4 separate regions of the Mus musculus genome follow, and regions 2, 3 and 4 are each linked to region 1. A link is a loop called in an ENCODE intact Hi-C map of the cell type or tissue named here. Cell type or tissue: left cerebral cortex. All regions are shown on one strand.

Region 1 (5,000 bases):
ACAGGCTGGGGACATAAATTATTAGAGAGTGCTTGCCTAGCATGAAAAAAAGCCTGGATTCAATCATCAGCATCACATAAACATAAACCAGGTATAGTGAGGACCACCTGCAATCTCAGCACTTGTGAAATGACTACAGTAATGCCATCTTGTCCTGACTCCATTTTTGTGTTTATTTAAACAGTTCTCAGCCCTTTATCCCTTTCCCCAAATAGTCACATCTGCTTGACAACATATTTGAGATTTCCATGACCTTGACTATGGCCCAGATATATTATCCAGAGTAATTAATGTTTATACAAAGTTAACATAAACTAAAATAACTGGAAGATGTATAAGTAAAAAATAATTAGCATGTTATGTCTAAAATAACTACTACATTCTTCCAGAAATAAATGCTTCAAGGTCACTCTGACTCTCACCTAACTTTGATGTCTTTTGATGGTCTTTGTGGTTTTTACCTTTACAAACTCTGTACCCCTGAGCTTGGTCACCAAGAGGCTTTGAGGCATGAGCCTGCTCGTGGTCTCCAGACAATAAACAACTCATATACTTTTAAATGGCTTAATCAGTTTGGTTGTCTGTATCTTTCTCTAGTGGATTATTATACTTGAGAAATGGAGGCAGAAAGGACAGGATACAAAGTCATCCTCAGACACAAAGCAAGTTGGAGGCCAGCCTGGGCTACATAAGACTATCTCAAAAGCTCACATGAAACCATGAGGGGACATTAGCATCTACAAGAAGAGGAAGAGCCATCCAAAAAAGGGATTTCTGTTGGCGCTTTCACCTTGAACTTCCAGCATTCAGAACTGTGAACTGTTAGGTTTTGGGCTTGTTTTGGTTTGGTTTATTTTGTTTTGTTTTTGAGTCAAGATTTCACACTGTAGACCAGGCTGGCCTCAAACTGGCAGAAATCCTTCTGCCTCTGCCTCCTGAGTGCTAGGATTCCAAGCATAATTTACCCTGTCTCACTCCACCCTCCAGGACTGTGAAACAAACAAAAACCCATGACGACTGCTTAGACAAGCCAGTTTGTGGGCCTGGCTTCAGCAGTCTTAGTTGTTAGCTTTCTGAGACAAAAGTCAGAAAGAACGCAGAGTCTAACCTTTGACAGACAGCACTGTATTTATTAACACCCACAGCGAGGGAGTAGCAGCCTCTCTCCTGTGGGAAATTGAGGGGTCTCACAGGGGGGATAAAGCTGATCTATATAAAGTGTTGGAGTAAGGGACTTGGGAATGAGGTAATTGTAGCAGCAGTAGCCCACATTTCTTTTCTGCAATCTCTCCTTCCTGAAATTGTTTGCTCAAGGCAAGACCTTGGGAGATGAGATGTCTCTACAAACTTGCCTTTCTGAGCTGACCGATAAGATATAGCAAGGCCATCTGTAATCTCCTAGGATTCCGGTTTTACCTCTGAGGAGTCACTCTATCATTAGCAGAGCAACAAAGTCACTGCACATGGAGATGCTGGCCAGTCTGGCTGTGTGCACTGGTAACAGATGGTGAACTACACCTTTGCCAGTTTGCACCTGGCTATTTTAAAGTTGTGTGCACAGAATGGCATTTAAAGGTCTTGCATATCTCTTTAGAAGGGACAAAAAGCATAACATAACCCACAAAGCTTGCATGGAGGGAGCAAGTGGCTGTGCCCCAATTTGGAGAGGTGTTCAGTTTTTCATAGGAGGGGATTGCTTTTTGGTTTAACTGGCATTCTATTTTTTAGGGGAGGGGTCTTTCTTTTCTCCTTCCTTTTTTTATTCTGATTTGCCTTGTAACTGGGGCGAGTGGGGGAGAACTGGAAGTGCTTCTTTATGTGGGGGTAGGGGGACACGGTGAGCCACATGGAGAGAATCCCAAGATACCACTGCCTCATCCACCCATTCCTGTCCCCAACACATATACACAAAAATGTGAATTGTCATTTTTTTGAAGTTTTTTTTTTTAAGCAGTAGTTCCTGTTACATTCAAGGAAGACCTAGGCCATTTTATTATTAAACAATGGTCTCTTTTTAAGTAAGAAAAGAGAGAGAGAGAGAGAGAGAGAGAGAGAGAAGAAAAGAAAACTCAAGATCACTTTGGTAGAAGGCTAGGATCTGCCCTACTATGGCTGTGTTTTAAATCTGTTTTCTTAAGTCCTCAATTAAGCTTTCCAGAAACTGGGCGTGTTTTCATTTGCATTCCGAAACAGAAATCTGACGAGTTTGAACATTGTCTGCTTGGGTTCAAAAGGAAACTGTAAATTTATACAGTCTGTTTTAAAAAAAATGTCAATTGCATCTTAATGAGTCTCCGCAGAGAAGTGCCCCACCCCTTCTCCCATCCCCCTCCCATCCCCCTCCCTCCTACTGACCCGGCCCTCCTCTGCCACCGCCCACCCCCTTCCTGCTCACCTACCTCCCCTTCCTTCCTCCACTTCCCATTCCCCTCCATTTCATTTCCCAACTCCCCTCCTTCCAGCTCTACTTTCCATCCCCCACCTTTTCACTTTCCAAACCTGCCCCTCCTCCTCCATTTCCTAGGTCCTCCCTCCTTCCCAGCCCCCTCCTTCGCGCTTTCCACCCTTTTTCTTCCCCCCTCCTCCTCCACCTCCTCCCCCTCCCCTTTTCCTCCCTGAGCCGTGTGCATTCCAGCTGCAGCCCTGCCCCTTCCTCCCCACCCTGCTCAATTCTTTCTCCCCCCCCCCTCCCCCGCCCACTTTCCAGCCCGGTTACCAGCCAGGCTCCCAGAGGGCTGGCGAGCGCATGCTTCCAAAGGTCACGTGGTCCCTCCGCCTCCCCGGCGGGGGAGGGGCGGCTGCCGAACCTGTTCTTTGTTAAGAGGTCAGAGCCTGCGCCTGCGCTAACTGGGAAGGAACTACCGAGGAGCTTCAAAGAGCTGCGCAGTCTCCGCGCCCCGCCCCCAGCTGGGCCTAGGTTGTAATCGCTGGACTCCTCAAAGGCGGCCGGGTTCACATCCTCCACAGGGGTTGGGGACCTTCTGGGAAACCCAGAGACCCTATAAAATAGGGAAACTGGGGAGCAGTGGTGTGCTTAGCGGGAAGCGCTTGAATGCTCAAATGTGTTATTCTATCTAAAGGTCTTTCCCTGTGCAAAAACATTTTCCCCTCCAAAAATGAGAGTTGAGGGGGAGGGGAGGTGGGTAATAAAACTAAGCGTGCTCTGTGCAAGCAGTTGAACACTGTGATTAGGTTACATAGCTGTAAAAATATTTTTCTAGGTCACTAGATATTTTTCAAACTCAGACTTTAACTGAGGGCAGTGGAATTTTTTTATGCCAGAATGTATTAACCACTCCTGATTGCAAAGAATTGCTGTGTCTTGTTTGTTTTTTCTTTTGGGTTTTTGTTGTTGTTGTTGTTGTTGTTTGGCTTTTGGTTTTTTTGGTTTTTCGAGACAGGGTTTCATTTATCTGTATAGCCTTGGCTGTCCTGGAACTCACTTTGTCAAGGAGGACGGTGAGGGCCCCAATCCTAGCCTGCAGAGGACCAGGATGTGGCTCCCAAAGTCCATGGCTGGACAAGTTTTAGAAGCCCGGATCTGAGAAGGACAGAAGCCAACTGGGGCACAAATATAGCTCTTGATCTGGTGGGTGCTCTGGGATGGGAACTTATTTGGGGACACCGGGGCCAGCCTTGGTCATCTTTATTTCTCTTACATAGCAATGAGCGTCGTTTACACAAGCACAGACACTTAAGGTCTTGCTAACATATGCCAAGCACACTTCTTTACATAACTGATATGACTTTCATGGCCGCTGTAGGGTACACACTGCTGTCCCCTGCGCCCCCTACCCCCTGGCTTTTTTGGGTAGTTTTGGCTATAGCCCAGGCTGGCCTCGAACTCAGAAATCTGCCTGCCTCTGCCTCCCGAGTGCTGGGATTAAAGGCGTGCACCACCATACCCGGCTCACTGTGTCTGTTTTAAAACATGGGCTGGGGATGTATCTCTGGGTAGTGCGCTTGACTAGCAGGCATGAAACCCGGGTGTTGGCAGCACTGCGTTCCAACTGAGCATGGTGGCACACACCTGTAATCACAGTGCTGGAGAGGTGGAGGCAAGAGGACCAGAACTTTTTCAGGTCGTCGTCAATTTCACAGTTTGTATTGTTATGTTTTGTCGTTATCGCCTAAAAGCCAGTTCTTTTCTACAGATAGACAGAAAGGGAGTGGATCTGATGGGAGGGGAGGTAGGGAAGAACTGGGAAGAACAGAGAGAGGAGAAACTGTAATCAGGATATATTGTAGGAGAAAAGAATCTATTTTAGTAAACGGGGAAGAAATGACTTTAAAAGAAAAATCATTATTACAAAGAAAAAAGGTTCTGAGTCTGAGATGTATGAAACCTTGATTCAAGACAATAAAAGGTTACAGCTCAGTGACACTGCACTTGCTCGGCACTCAAAAGTGGAAGAGTGTGTAATTGTGTAATTATGTAAGTAGCCTTTTCCTCTACAGTTCTCAGTGTGACAAACAAATATAGGTCAGGGATAAGTATGTTAACCTTGCCTGCTTGGATATTCCGGATTTTCTGTTCCATTCTATGTATATCTGTATACATATCCTGGGAGTGGGGAGCACATGGGTGCACTTATGCCATGGCATATGTATAAAGGTCAAAGGACAAAGTGGGTTTTCCAGGGTTCGTTCTCTCTCTCTCTCTCTCTCTCTCTCTTCCATTCTGTGAGCTGTGAGCACTGGGATTATGGATGTTGGATACAGTGTTCATTTTTGTGTGGGTTTCAGGGACCTGAACTCCCATCGTTCTTGCTTACTTGACAAGTACTTTAAGCACAGCCATCAGCCAGAATTAGACTTAAAGGTAGAAAATACAATACTGACCACATTTCCAAGAGTTGAAGATGACTGACCAGGCTGGCAGGAAATAGCTCCTAACATCCACAAATCCCCATCCATTAGAAGACCTTGGGAAAAGCTCTCTGGCCATACCTTTGAGAGGAACACTTCATAAACGTCCCATAAAGCCTCAGTGTTTGTCA
Region 2 (5,000 bases), 210 kb after region 1:
TTCACCACCCTTGGGGCTTCTCATATCCTGTATATAGAGTGACCTTTAAGTTTATGGTGAAGACCCCTTTAAACTTCTCCAAGAGATGACACTGTGATGCATATTTCCCCAGGACCACACTTGTCATTCTTCCAAGGAAGACTTGACATCACTACCAGTCTGCTCAGGTGTCTTCTGTATGGTAAAGTACTGATCCAGCCACATCTGCCCACGTCGGTTCAGGGTTCCATGTGTGTAGGTTCCATTACCATGCACATTCTGAATTATAATGCACTGTGGTTTCACTGACTAAATACAAAATCAGCTGATTGTACTCTATGTTGACCTTGAATCTGGCTTCCCTGGTATGGTTCATATCCTGACCCTAAAATATATGCCAGCTTTTCTCTTTTTGGGAAAACATTTTGCCTGGAAGATAGAAACACACACGCGCGTGTGTGTGTGTGTGTGTGTGTGTGTGTGTGTGTGTGTACATACACACACATACACAACCAGCTTAAGAGAGAAAGGGTTTGTTTTGCTTAGAATTTCATGATATAGCCCATCATTGAGGAGAAATCAAGACAAGAACTTGAAGCAGATAGTTCAAAGGAAAGAGCCAAAGAGAATGTGAATGTGTGCATGTGTTCAGCTTGCTTTTTTTATATTCATCCACTCAGGACCCCGCTCCACCAGCGTGCCAATCAAGTGGGCTGGGCTTTCTCTTATCAATTAACACTATCAAGAAATTTGAGGTCTGTGGTTTATGCTGTGGCAGGATGCCGAGTTGATGTCAGTGATCCCAGCTACATCGCAGGGCTGTGGTCCATGGCTCTACTGCAACCCAGGAACCCTGTTTGTGGTGTGTTGATATTACAAACCATGTCAAAGCCCATAATCTATGTCCTCATGGTCTTTTTAAACAAATAAGCCACTTTGACAGATATTGATGACTAGAGGCAGTTGAGAAAGAGGGCATAGAAGATAACCCCCCCCAATAGTGATAGCCTAGACAGGAAGCCATGAGGAGAACTCTTAAAACTATGATAGGATGCTGAGGTGTTGCCCTCCACAATAGATAACTTCTGGCAGGGATGCCAGAAGGTAAGGACTCACTTGTCTCCATTTAGTGACCAGGCCACTGAGGCTTTGACCACGCTCTACTGAATCTAGAGATAATACAAATTCCATTTTTTTTTGGCTGGGGGTGTAACAGGGATGGGGGGTGGACAGGGAAAGACTAGAAAATGAATGTGATAGTGGTATATGATTCAAAATCTCCAAATAGTCAATAAAAATATGTTGGAAAAAAAAGATACTCCTTCTCAGACATGGCCATAGGCCAGCTTGATCTAGATGGTTCTTCATTGAGTCTCTTCTCAGGCCACTCTCGATTGTGTCAACTTTCATATACACACATATTTATATGTTCATGTGTATATACACATACATCTATCTGTCTAGTTATAATACAATATGATGGTAATTGGTCAACCCATAATAAGTATGTGATACTGTATTTAAATCATCTCAAAGGGGTATAGCTAAAGTAGTAGAGCACTTGGCCTAATAAGGCCCTGAATCTGTCCCTAGCACACACGCCACCCCCTCCCCACTGCAATGCACACACATTCAGAAGACAAATACATACAACATATTCAAAACAATGTTTCTGATGTTTTTCTAACAGAGGGTGGCTCACACTTGATCGAGACGAAGACCTCATCGCCGAAAGGTGAGGCTAAGATGAGCATTACCAGCGACGAGGTGAACTTTCTGGTATATCGCTACCTCCAGGAATCAGGTAACCAGCTTTCTTTACTTGCTTTTTTTTTTTTAAGATTTATTTATTTATTTATTTATTATATGTAAGTGCACTGTAGCTGTCTTCAGATACCCCAGAAGAGGGCATCAGGTCTCATTATGGGTGGCTGTGAGCCACCATGTGGTTACTGGGATTTGAACTCAGGACCTTCAGAAGGGCAGTTGGTGCTCTTACCCGCTAAGCCATCTCACCAGCCCCAGTAACCAGCTTTCTTTTCTGGAGGAAGTTCATTTTAAATATGTTTTGGACAAAACAGTTGACCACCAGTACAAGCCAGACTATCGGATCATCAAAAAGACCTAAGAATACTCTATATAATAGAGTGTTAAAGGGACAGAGAAGTGGTTTGGAAGGCACTTCATTCCTCCGTTGGAGTGTGGGGAGAGCATGGTCTTTCTTCTCATGACAGGAAATCAGTCAAGAGCAGTTGAGCCAGGTGTGATGACATTCACCTTTAATGCTAGCACTTGGAAGACAGAGAGAGGCATATCTCTTAAGTTTAAGGCTGCCCTAGTCTACAGAGTGAGTGGGACCTTGCCAAAATGTTGCTTCAAGGTATATAGTTAAAAGGCTAGACACATATGTCTCCTGTTGGCAAAATAGTCCTTGTGGGTAGCTCTTGGGTTCAGAGAGCCTCAGGTGGGACAAAATGCTATTTTGTCATGGTCTAATGTGATTTCTCCAATGAGCGATTTTAGTTCTCAAGTAAAACATTTTTTAATTCTCACAACCTGAAGATATTTAAAATCTACAAAATGATACTAATTGTACCTACCCATGCAACAAGCCACTTCAGTCCAATAGGGAGTGCCCTATGTTCACTTCTCTGGTAGAAAATTGAAATCTCTGGTAAAGCTGTTGGCAAGTATTTCTTTCTGTAGGCTGTGGGGAGTCAGTTCTATGCCTCCCCTAGCTTTGGTGATCTGTTAGCAACCTTTGACATTTCTTGGCTTAAAGCTGCATCACCTTGGTCCTGATGTCCAAATGTGTCCACATTTCCTTTTACAAAGAAAAGACTATATCAGCCCAGGGTCTCAGCACACTTATTTTAATAAATTATATCTGCCATAAACCTATTTTCAAGTGGTCATACTTTGAGATATAATTTGTTTCCATCTTCTGGAGTTGCATGTGTAGTTCTTTTAGTTAACTTTATTTCACTGTGACCAAATACCTCAAGCAAATGAAATTAAAGGAGGAAATGGATTTTTCTGGCTTTCAGAAATCCATGGTTGCTTTGTTCCTGTTCTTTTGGGTCTGTGGTGTGGGAGAACATCATGGTGTAGTATGTGGCACAGTATTTGCTTGCCTTAGGAAGCAAAGAGAGGAAAATGGAAAGGGGTGGGGGGGTCTCCAATATCCCCTTTAAGGTCACATCGTTGGTGACCTGATTTCTTCCTATTAGGCCTCTCTTCTTAAAGGCTTTATCACCACTCTGCTGTACCACTGGCTTGTCACTCAAGTCTTTAGCATATGGGTCTTTGGGGGGCACATTGCAGCTAAACTACTATACTCAGTGTAATGTTTGAGTCAACTCCTATTAAACCCATCTTATGTTGGAAATGGTAGTCAAAAATATATCTACGGGCTGTGGAGATTTTCTGATAGGTAAAGTGCTTGCTCTGCAAGGATATGAATCTATGTTCAATTCCCCACCTCCCATGTAAAAGCCAGGCTTTGCCATCAAAGTGTTTCTGATTATATATTAGCACTATTCCTTACTTCTGTGTTCCTTCTGTTTTCCCTGCCTGCTCGACCCTAACCAGAACCCGAACTTCCATTCTACAGCCTTCCCCAAGCCCATAGCTCTATGTTCACATCTCTAACCCACATTTCCCTCCCTACTTGGCTCACACCTGTCTCTGCTTCCCTCTTCCTGCAGGTTTTTCCCACTCTGCCTTCACGTTTGGGATCGAAAGTCACATTAGCCAGTCCAACATCAATGGTACACTAGTGCCACCGGCTGCCCTAATCTCCATTCTTCAGAAAGGACTGCAGTATGTGGAGGCGGAGATCAGCATCAACGAGGTATGTTCATTCCTGAGGATATGGCAGAATTCCAGACTACCCCTAGCAGATCTCAGAAGAATGTGTATATGATCCCTGAATACAGGTCTGGCATGCATTCTAAGGTATTTGGGGAAAAGTGGAAGCTACAAACAGGTCACTGCACCATCAGTAAGCTTTGGATGCCTCCTTGTGCAGGTTTGAAAAATCACAAGGTGTTGACTGATGAAAACAACCAATTCATTCTTACAAACAGACTTTCATCTACTTTGTTACAGGGCTTTGCATGAGCAGACAAGCCCTCTTTCTGATTTCCCAGGGCAGAATGCCCAAAGCAGGACCTTACTAGATGCTCATAGAGAGTCTTTATTTTCTGTCAAACTGACAGGGCATAACTAGAAGGAAATTTGAAGAGCATTTCACACTCAAACCATTTCTCTGACTCCTACATTCTCTCTCTGTCCTCCCCTTCCTGCATGTGTCCTGACTGAGCCTTGGAGCAAGTTGCCCATTTACAGCTGCAATTCAATAGTCGTTCATTTCTAGCACTTTTAACTACTTATAAGTCTCTGTGGTGAGTACCACACAGCAAAGAAAAAGCTTCTCTGACCAAAGCTAATAGCAGTACTAATCTGTGGGCTTAAACATGGATATTTAGAATTTGATAGGCACACCATGTCCATTTAGCAAAACCATAGCAGTATCTTCCCCCAACCACCTGCTTTTAGCCAGGTTTACAGAACCAGATATGAATTCCCACTTATGGATCAGTTCTTAAATCCAATCAGAAAGCAGCTTTTAATTACCTTCAACATCCAGGCCACTGTTCTATCAGTGGACACATCTTACTTGACAGAGATTGGTAGTACAAACATGTGGAGTTCACAGCTAAGTGTTGATTCCTTCTCAGCAGCACTAACTTTTTTTTATAGTCTATGGCTTTAGCTATACATGCAAGATATTTCTGTTCATACTTTGATTTTTTTATCTTACAAAATAACAAGTTTCCTTACTGCTTTTTTATACATACTTCAGTTGACCCACTCCAGTACATACCATCCCTCTCCTTCCATGAACCTGATCCACCATTTGAAATATCTTACAGACTGTTTTCTTGCTATATTCTCTTTTAACTTTAAAAATTATCCTTCTAAGCACAAGAATAGTGTCTGATTTCTATTTCTCTTAT
Region 3 (5,000 bases), 110 kb before region 1:
GCTAGAGAAAGTACCCAAGGAGCTAAAGGGATCTGCAACCCTATAGGTGGATCAACATTATGAACTAACCAGTACCCCGGAGCTCTTGACTCTAGCTGCATATGTATCAAAAGATGGCCTAGTCGGCCATCACTGGAAAGAGAGGCCCATTGGACACACAAACTTTATATGCCCCAGAACAGGGGAACGCCAGGGCCAAAAAGGGGGAGTGGGCGGGTAGGGGAGTGGGGGTGGGTGGGTATGGGGGACTTTTGGTATAGCATTGGAAATGTAAATGAGCTAAATACCTAATAAAAAATGGAAAGAAAAAAAAAAAAAAAAAGAGAGACTCTCAATTGAGAAAATGCTTCCATGTGAGTGGGGTATAAACAAGTCCATCAGGCATTTCCTTGATTAATGCTTGATGTGGGAGGGCCTGGGGTCACACATTCAAACCGAGCACAAATCCTGGGAAGGTGGTCCTAGACTGTATAAGAAAGAAGCAGGTTTAGTAATCCAGGAGCAATCCAGTAAGCAGCACTCTTCCATGGCTTCTTCTTCAATTTCTGCCTCCAGCTTCCTACCCTGCTTGATTTCCTGTCTTGATTTTCCTCAGCAATGGTCTGTTACCTGGAAGTATAAAATGAGATAAACCCTTTCCTCACCAAGTTGCTTTTAGTAATGGTGTTTTATTCACAGCATAGTAAACCCTAAGACAATCACCATTACTTTAATCCCTTCCCTGCTGTGTGGAAGCAAGATAGAATGCATCTAAGGGACAGGTCATGACCCTTTGTATTTCTGGTCTCCACCTCAGATATATATATATACAAGTAAGCTTTAGGTACCCAATGAAGAATTTCAGACCAAGTAAATGCAGCAATGCTGTCTACAGAAATACCCATAATTCTGGCAGTTTAAAACAATCTATGGGAGTCAGGAGAGCCCTGAACTTCTCTAGTCACTGGGCTTACCAGCTCCACTTGGCTCATGCTGTTTATCAGTGAAATCAAGGTCTGGGAGAGCAAAATATTAAATCTTCAGGGTTGAAGAAATGGCTCAGCGGTTGAAAGCAATCACTGTTCTTCCAGAGGACCAGAGTTCTGTTACTAGCACCAATGCCAGATGGCTCATGAATGTCTCTAACCGTAGCTTGAATGGATCCAATGACTGACCACCAGGAACACCTATAGTCACATGCATATATGTATACGCAGATACAGAATTAAAACTAGCAAATAAATATTCCAAAAGGATAAAAATAAGGTCTCAAGATCTTGTCAGTTCTTTACCACATAGACTACACTTTCATCTGTGTGAGTTATGGTAGGTAACAACAGATTCAAAACTCAGCTCTCAGCTCATTGACATTCAAAACTTACCTCCTAAAAGCCAATGCTTGATTGCCAACTTGACAAGATCTAGGGTCACTATGGAAACAAACATTTGGGCATATCTGTAAATAATTATCTAGGTTAGGTTAACTGAGGTGGAAAAATGCTCTCTAAATGTGGGTAGTACTAATCTATGGTTTGAGGCTATGGACTTCATGAAAAAGAGAATGTGAGCTAGTGACCAGCAGCAATGTGACCAGCCACCTCAAATCCATGCCATTATGACTTCCCACCGTGCAGACACCCTGGAGCCTTGGGGCAAAATAAATTCTTCTTTCTTAAGTAGCTTTTTGTCAGGTATTTTGTTGCAGCAACGAGAGAAGTTTTTTGTTTTGTTTTGTTTTGTTTTGTTTCACAATAGAGCCAAAGATGGTCGGAAGCGCAAGGTTCAGTGATGCTTGGCTTGGGTACTGTAGCCTCTAGGGTCAGTCGGGGCTGGGTTTCATTTCTTCCCCACAAAAGAAAAGAGGCTTTTATTTTTAGTTCTGAATCCCATTTGGCTGGATGAGAACTCGAGTTTGATAGCTTTTATTCTTCCCACGACTTGATTTCTTAAAAGCAACTCAGTTTGCATCTCATTTGGGAGCTGCTTTTACACAGATCAAAGATAATGACATTCTCAGCCAGTGAAAGACACCATTTGCCAGCTCTTTTTCTAAGACAATTTGTTGGAGCAGATTTTAGGGGAGGCTGGGAAGTGGGGGAAGTACTCCAACTTGCGTTGCTGTGGAAACTTCTGCAGAAGCTAAGAGGGTACTTGTTCAGCTCCTAAGAGAGTGAGATCTTACTTCTTAAAATATCATTCATTTCCACGGTACAAAGATGCAATTAGCCCTGTCTACAGAGGAGGAGGGTTTGCTTTTATCTCCTTTTGGGGCTAGAAGGTCAGGCTGAGATAGAATCTTTTTATTCTCATAATCACAGCAGAGTCTGAAGAACTATGAGCACCTGGAGGGAGTGAAATATGGGAGGCATGAGGTGTCCTATTCCAAAGAATATGCTATTGGCATTAAACTAATGACAACCATTTTGGGCTAAGGATGTCATTGTAAAACAGTCCTTGGCATATACTGAGCAACCTCTGCTACATTTGATCAGAGCCATTGTTTTCTTTGAAACAGTTTGAAGTCCTTGAACAATTAATGAAGCCGTGTACTTCTGCTTTCTGACCCATAACAAACACAAAAAAGGGCATAGATAATCCACTGTCTGCAGGGCACTGTGGAATGCCATGTAGATAGCCAGAATGGTGGGTGACATCGTAAGCACTATTGTCAACATCAGGAACTACATCCTCAAATGAAAAAGTGTTGAAACACAGCCTGAATTTGGGTGTGATATCAGATACCTGTCATTCCAACCCTCAGAAAGCTAAGGCATAATAATGATTTCAAACCCAGCCTGGACTGCATCCTAAAGAGGCAACCTAGACTATACAAAAACATCTTGTTTCTTAAAAAATAAAATGGAGAAGCAGTGAAAAAGTAGTCTTCTTATACTGATTTCATCCTTTCTGCCACTATGAGACCTTCTCAATGCTACATGTCATCCTTCTCATTCCCACGTAACTCAAAGCCTCTTGTACCTCCAAATATATTAACACAATCCTTTTTGTTTATCTCTCTTGATAGATACACACACACACACACACACACACACACACATACACACACACACCTACATACTCATGGACATAGACTGTCCCCCTAAAAATTATCACAAAGAACTTAGTGACTCAAGGCCAGAGAATAGAATATAGAAAGAGAAAATAGAAAGTGAGTTCCCAGTGCAGTGTTACCTAATCAGGTGATCAAGGTCAGCATCATTAGATAACACCATGGGGCTATAATATGCCCATAAGTTTGGGCCCTGACAAAAATCACCTCACCTCTGTTCAAAACCCTTCAATACACTGATCATTGGAGATACATCAAGAAAACCACTGGAGAACATTCTGCAAAAACTTCAAAACATGAAAAATAAGGGCAATATGAAGAAACCTCGCAGCCAAGAACATGAGGATGACCCAACTGTATGTAAGCTGCTGGGCAGGATGGCTGGACTGTAGGCACGCAGGAGGGAGGGAAAAGGTGAGGCAACAGGATTTCTATGAGAAAATGAATAAAACTCAAAGCAAGTCTGGAGTTTAATTCATGATAACAGCCCCCTGATGGTTTCCTAGCTGTGCCAGACACAATTACACATGTGTTATAAATCTAAGATGTGTTCCACAATGTGACATTGATTGATGAGGTAAATCAGCACACAAGTAGATAAAACCAGACTGTGAACCAGCTGACTGATGTGTTTACATGTGTGCAGAATCTTTTCTACAGCCAGCTAGCTAATCCTTTGGCCACCACTTAAGTCAGGGACATACCCGGCCTAATATCATTGTAATTGACTTCTCAGGCAATATTCCTGAGAAATATGGATCCAGATTTTGCCCAAAATCATTCTTTTCCCTGAGGTAGACATAGATCAAATTTTAAATCTTAAAAAAAAAAAAGCCACATGCAAGAACATTCATGTGCAGAGAAAATGTTGATTTTTCTATCCTTGTTTTAGTGTCTCCAAATGCCAATCAATTAGGTTTCTTTTTTAAATTATTGGGGGCCTTTAAAGATTCAAATTGGACGTGACTTGTGGTACATTATATTAATTCCAGGACTTGGAAGGCAGAAACAGACAGATCTCTGTGAATTCGAGACCACCCTGACTTACACAGTAAGTTCCAGGCCAGCCACGATTACATAGTGGAAACTTATCTTTTAAAAAATTCATATCAGGCCAGGTAGTGGTGGTGCATTCTTTTAATCCCAGCACTTGTGAGGCAGAGGCAGGCGGATTTCTGAGTTCAAAGCTAGTCTGGTCTACAGAGTGAGTTCCAGGAAAGCCAAGGGGCTATCCAGAGAAATCCTGTCTCTAAAAAAAAAAAAAATCTATATCAGAGGTAGCATAGTAATGTACACCTATAATCTCATGACTCAGGAAGCCAATATAGAGGGATATCAAATTTAAGGCCATCCTGAGCTACATGATTTCTGAAAAAGCCAAAAGAGGGGGTTGGAAAGATGTCTCAGGAGTTAAGAACATTGGCTGCTTATGCTAAGAACCCAGGGGTTCAGTTCCCAGCACTTATGGTTTTAGAATATTCAGCATCCTATTCTGAAGTCCACAGGCAACAGGTATGCATAAGGTACACATACATACATGCAGCCAGGATAGCCATACACATAAAATAATATAATCTTAAAAAATCATTAATCCAAAAGATGGAGATGGGAAGAAAGAGAGGGAGGGAGGGAGAGCGGGAGGGAGAGAACTACATATCAGTACAAGGTCTTTGAATGTGTATTTTTCTTGGAGGTTGGCACTTTTTTATAACTTTACCCAAGTATAGCATGATGCTATCATAATGGGGGCCTTGGTTCATTTCTTATAGCTTTCTGAATTCAGAAATCCTGGGTAATATGACTGGGCTGTATCACTTCTGGGACTATGCTGAAAACAGTCTACATCAGCTTTCCACAAAGACCCCTGCACATCCATGTTTACTTCTGTACAGTTCACAGTGGTCAAGACAGGGGCTAGGTGTCCTTCAACAGATGACTGGATAAACAAAAT
Region 4 (5,000 bases), 120 kb before region 1:
GGTTATCCTCAACATATAATGAGTTAGAGGATAACCTGGCTTATGTGAGGCCCTATCTTGGAAAAATTGGGAAAGACACACACATAGAGAGAAAAGAGCAGAGAAAATATGTCCAACATACAAAACATACTTCTTTGAAAATATTATATAACACAGCATCATTTACAATGAATATATGTAATGAAAAGTAAAGGATAGGAAGAGAGAAGAAGAGTAAGGAAATGGGAAAGAAATTTAGGAACACTGATGTAGTTTGAAAATGTATGTAAAGTTTAACAATATCTGATTTATGAAGGTTGGGGACAAAGCTCAGGGCCTAGCATAACCCAAGACATAGATTAGACCCCCATCATCATAAAACAAAAAAATCTTTTTGAATAACCAATATGTAAAAATTGAAGGTGTAGCCTATCGAAGGGAACAGCACAAAGGAAAGAAAGCCAAGATGACATATGAGAACAGGGCAAGTGTAGTTTACTGGCAACATCTGCTGGCAACCAGTGAGCCTGTATGCAGAGGTGTTCCTTCTGTATCCTATGGGCTGAATGTACAGGCTCTACAATGACCTAGGTGTGCAACCTCACTCCCTACAAAGGAAGGGTTTATGAAATAGCTCCATAAAAGTTTACCTGTACATAATTAGAAAGTAAGATGTGGGTCTAGGAATATGGCTTAGTAAAGTACTTGACATGCAAGCATGAAGAACTGAGTTCTATCAGAGAACCAACAAAACAATGTGGGTATGGTGGCATATGCCTATAATCCCAGCACTTGTGGGGTGGAAACATGAGGATCTCCTGGATTTGCTAGACTATTATCAACACAACCTAACCATCAAGTTCCAGGTTCAGTAAAAGAATTCTATTCTTCCTCCCACAAAAAGAGCAGAGTATAATTAAGAAAATACTTGGCACTAACCTCTACTTTCCATGCTTAAGTGCACAAGTGCATACATGCACACTTGTAGCGACAAACACATATGCACACATACATACACACACCCATACAGGAAGAAAGACACAGTAATTATCTTCCAAAAATAATATTAGGGGTGAGAGAGATGGCTTAGCAGTTAAGAGCACTGGCTGCTTCCAGAGGACCTGAGTTTGATTACCAGCTCCCACATCAAGCAATTCATAACCATCTGTAACTCTGGATTCAGAGAAACATATCGTTTCTAAGAGTACCTGTGCACAAGGCCTACACTCACAGGACACATACAAGTGAAAATAAAAATCTAAAATTTTTAAATAAGTTAATTAAAGGCATTGCATTCTGTCTTAATTAACCTACCTTTGATCTTTCTATGGAAAGTTTGAGGGTTTGTCAGCCTGAAGAGCACTGGCATTTGGGAACTAATAAATAAATCACTATCGTCCATTTTTGTCCCAATTCGTTGAGAAAGAATTAAGTGTCATTGTGGCATTTTTCAATCAAAATTTGTTTTTGTAGGTTCTCTTCCCAGCTTCTTTCCCTTCCCTTCAGTCTTCCACCCTCGGTATCTTCCTCTCTACTTTTATGTTTCATGTGACCTGCTGTTCTCCCCTCCTTTTTCAACACCTCATACCCCCTTTAGTGGTCTCCTGTCTAGGTTTGTGTTCTATACCCACTCTCACAACTTTTTATTTATATACACAGAAGCATTAAAAGTCAGGACCCAATATAAGGTACACTTGGAGATCATAAAAGAATTAGAAAAGCAGGAAGCACTACTAGGCCCTTGTCTTCACTGGGTGGCAGCTGGCACCTGCTTGTCTAGACACTCTCAGTTCATCCTAGGATTGAAGTTACAGACACAATGAAGATAGCACTTTCCTAAAGAACTCAGCCAATAAGAAACAAAAGGGAACCAGGGGATGCCATTAGAAATATCAAAACTACTGTTTTGTGCCAAATGAGTGTGACAGACTTCTTTTTGTTTTTTTTTTTGTTTGTTTGTTTTTTGTTTTTTGTTTTTTGTTTTTTTTTTTTTTTTTTTTTTTGTTCTTGCTTTGTTTGTTTGGTTGCTTGCTTGCTTTGCTTTGCTTTTGTCCAGGCTGAAACCAGACTTCTGCAGAAACAAATGCAAATCCATGTCACTTCTAGTACTTTGATTCTCCAGTACTCTTATGAAGTAAGGATCATCATTTCTCACAAGAGCAGAGCTGTCTCTAAGATGCTAGGAGCACCCAACCCTTTTCCTCTTACAACCCAAGCAATACTCCAACACTTATAAATGTGCTACAGTCAGGGAGAAATATTATATTCCCAACTACCTCAGTGTCATTCATAGGCTTAAATAACTTCATCTTTCAAAGCCACAAGGAGCCTGCGTACACACAGTATGAGTGAGAAATTCAAAGACTCGTAACCATTGCCCATTTTCTTTTCTGCACAAATTAGCAAAAATGTACATACAATTATGACCTACTCAACCTATTTCTCCAAAGTGAAGTTGACTGCAGTTGGAACCACATCACCAAGTCCAGACGCCCACACTCATCATAGAGCTCTTAGGCTTTGTCTGCAATTTCTTAAACTGGAACAGTATCAAAGCTAATGAAGGAGGCGTCATTTTCAAGTTTTGCTAAGATAGTCATTTAGTAGATTAAGTGTTCTTTTAAACTTCTCTAGATGTACTTGTTAAAACTATAAATTATTTACATGGCAGTTAATAAAGCAACATTTAGTCAAAACCCATCCTTAACATGAGACCACATACCATAACTAAAAATATTAAGTATGCATTGAATGTACTGTTGTTTAGACAAGGTCTCATGTAAAGCATGCTAGCCAAAAATCATCATGTACTTCTGATCTTGCATTAATTATATCAACAATTAATGAGGAAGGATGTCACAAATTTAAAAGAGAAAGGAGGGGTATGCGGGAGGGTTTGGAGGGAAGAAAGGGGATGGAGAAATGTTATAATTCTAATCTCAAAAAAATGTTAAGAGGCTAACATGAGACTTGGAGCTTGGTGAGGAGGCTGTAGTTAAGGTAAGTGGGACATAAGGGAATGGCAGAGGGCCAAAGACTACAGGGAAGAATAACTCTAAAGGATACACAAAGATCCTCTCAGACGCTCCAGCAGATGGCAGTAAAGGTCAAACCAGGCATGCAAATTAGCTTGAGTCTACCACAACCAGGACACAATTTCCTCTTATCCTTCAAGAGACAACCTTTTCCTCGTAATAGTATCCCCTATACTTAAGCCAGAAAATCATAAAATTACTGGAAGGTAAAAATTAATTTCATTACTCTGATGGTTAACCTCAGCTGTCAACTTGATAAGATCTAGAATCACCCAGGACATGGGTCTCTGGCAATGTCTGTGGAGGCATATCTTGCTTGTGTTAGTTGACATGAAAGACCATCTCAATTGTGAGCAGAACTATAGTAAGACTTCCAGGACAGTACAAGAGAGAAAGCAAGCTGAGCACTAGCATGCATCACTCTCTGTTTCCTGATTGTCTGATTGTAGGTGTGATGTCACCAGTTGTTTCAAGCTCCTTCTATCTTGACTTTCCCACCATGATATCTTGGAACCTACATGTTAAGGGGGGTTAACTTCTTCCTTAAGTTGTTTTTGTCAGAGTATTTTATCATAGCAACTGGAGAAGAAACTAAGATGTGTTGGAGGGATGTCTTGTCATAAATTCTTGTGTGGGCCCTTCAGAGGCTGTTGGAAATGCATGGCCAGAGACCTGGCTAGTTTTATGTCAACATCACACAAGCTAGAGTCATTTTTAAAGAGAGACTCTCAGAACTTAGGAAATTAGTCTGAACAGGTTAGAGGGTGCGCCAGAGAACCGGACAGCTTCTGGGACGGGCAGAAGCACAGAGCCGCTGAGGCAGCAGCCTGGGCGGGCCGCAGACAACCGGCCACCATCCGGACCAGAGGACAGGTGTCCGCCTGGCTTGGGAGGTGACCTCAGCCTCAGCAGCAGCGGTCGCCATCTGGGTTCCGGGACTCCGCGGGACCTAGGAAATTAGTCTGAACAGGTTAGAGGGTGCACCAGAGAACCGGACAGCTTCTGGGACGGGCGGAAGCACAGAGCCGCTGAGGCAGCAGCCTGGGCGGGCCGCAGATAACCGGCCACCATCCGGACCAGAGGACAGGTGTCCGCCTGGCTTGGGAGGCGACCTCAGCCTCAGCAGCAGCGGTCGCCATCTTGGTTCCGGGACTCAGCAGAACTTAGGAAATTAGTCTGAACAGGTTAGAGGGTGCGCCAGAGAACCGGACAGCTTCTGGGACGGGCAGAAGCACAGAGCCGCTGAGGCAGCAGCCTGGGCGGGCCGCAGACAACCGGCCACCATCCGGACCAGAGGACAGGTGTCCGCCTGGCTTGGGAGGCGACCTCAGCCTCAGCAGCAGCGGTCGCCATCTGGGTTCCCGGACTCCGCGGGACCTAGGAAATTAGTCTGAACAGGTTAGAGGGTGCACCAGAGAACCGGACAGCTTCTGGGACGGGCGGAAGCACAGAGCCGCTGAGGCAGCAGCCTGGGCGGGCCGCTGATAACCGGCCACCATCCGGACCAGAGGATAGGTGTCCGCCTGGCTCGGGAGACGGCCTCGGCCTCAGGAGCAGCGGTCACCATCTTGGTTCCAGGACTCCCTGGAACTTAGGATTTTAGTCTGCACAGGTGAGAGTCTGCACCACAGAAGCTGACAGCTTCTGGGAACTGCCAAAGCAACACAGCTTCTGAGAGAGGCCCTGTTTTGGGCCTTCTTCTTCGACCAGGAGGAGGTCCAAAAACAAGATATCTGCGCACCTTCCCTGTAAGAGAGCTTGCCAGCAGAGAGTGCTCTGAGCACTGAAACTCAGAGGAGAGAATCTGTCTCCCAGGTCTGCTGAGAGACGGTAACAGAATCACCAGAAGAACAATCTCTAAACAGAGTCAACTATAACTACTAACTCCAGAGATTACCAGATGGCGAAAGGTAAACGTAGGAATCCTACTAACAGGAACCAAGACCACTCACCATCATCAGAACCCAGTACTCCCACTTCGCCCAG

Evidence for each region. Hi-C counts contacts between places; a loop is a spot of excess contacts. Peaks named below come from ENCODE experiments on the same cell type or tissue, not always from the same donor. Only the 100,000 strongest peaks of a DNase experiment are listed, where the experiment ranks them.
Region 2: it touches region 1 in a loop (5-fold over the local background); 24 of 42 quality-filtered maps call a loop at or near these places.
Region 3: a loop joins it to region 1, with 3.0 times the contacts of the local background. A loop is called at or near these places in 7 of 42 quality-filtered maps.
Region 4: it touches region 1 in a loop (4-fold over the local background); 7 of 42 quality-filtered maps call a loop at or near these places.

Annotation. Positions count from the first base shown.
Region 1 is chrX:77,430,849-77,435,848 of GRCm38, forward strand. No RefSeq gene overlaps it. Among named protein-coding and RNA genes, the nearest start is that of Tbl1x, 78 kb to the right of the region's middle. In left cerebral cortex, a CTCF peak has its summit at 2,917 (motif pointing left); DNase peaks (open chromatin) are centred at 2,213 and 2,807; H3K4me3 peaks cover 741 bases; H3K27ac peaks cover 1,909 bases.
Region 2 is chrX:77,639,725-77,644,724 of GRCm38, forward strand. It overlaps Tbl1x (transducin (beta)-like 1 X-linked), which reads left to right. Exons shown (of 16, transcript NM_020601.2): 3 at 1,670-1,783; 4 at 3,687-3,832. The coding sequence starts at 1,726. Gm52447 (a long non-coding RNA gene) reads right to left here and starts at 2,635. Exons shown (of 3, transcript XR_003953113.1): 1 at 2,580-2,635. In left cerebral cortex, no CTCF peak of the experiment used is centred here; no DNase peak of the experiment used is centred here.
Region 3 is chrX:77,321,804-77,326,803 of GRCm38, forward strand. No RefSeq gene overlaps it. Among named protein-coding and RNA genes, the nearest start is that of Tbl1x, 190 kb to the right of the region's middle. In left cerebral cortex, no CTCF peak of the experiment used is centred here; a DNase peak (open chromatin) is centred at 2,023.
Region 4 is chrX:77,311,521-77,316,520 of GRCm38, forward strand. No RefSeq gene overlaps it. Among named protein-coding and RNA genes, the nearest start is that of Tbl1x, 200 kb to the right of the region's middle. In left cerebral cortex, a CTCF peak has its summit at 3,077 (motif pointing right); a DNase peak (open chromatin) is centred at 3,050.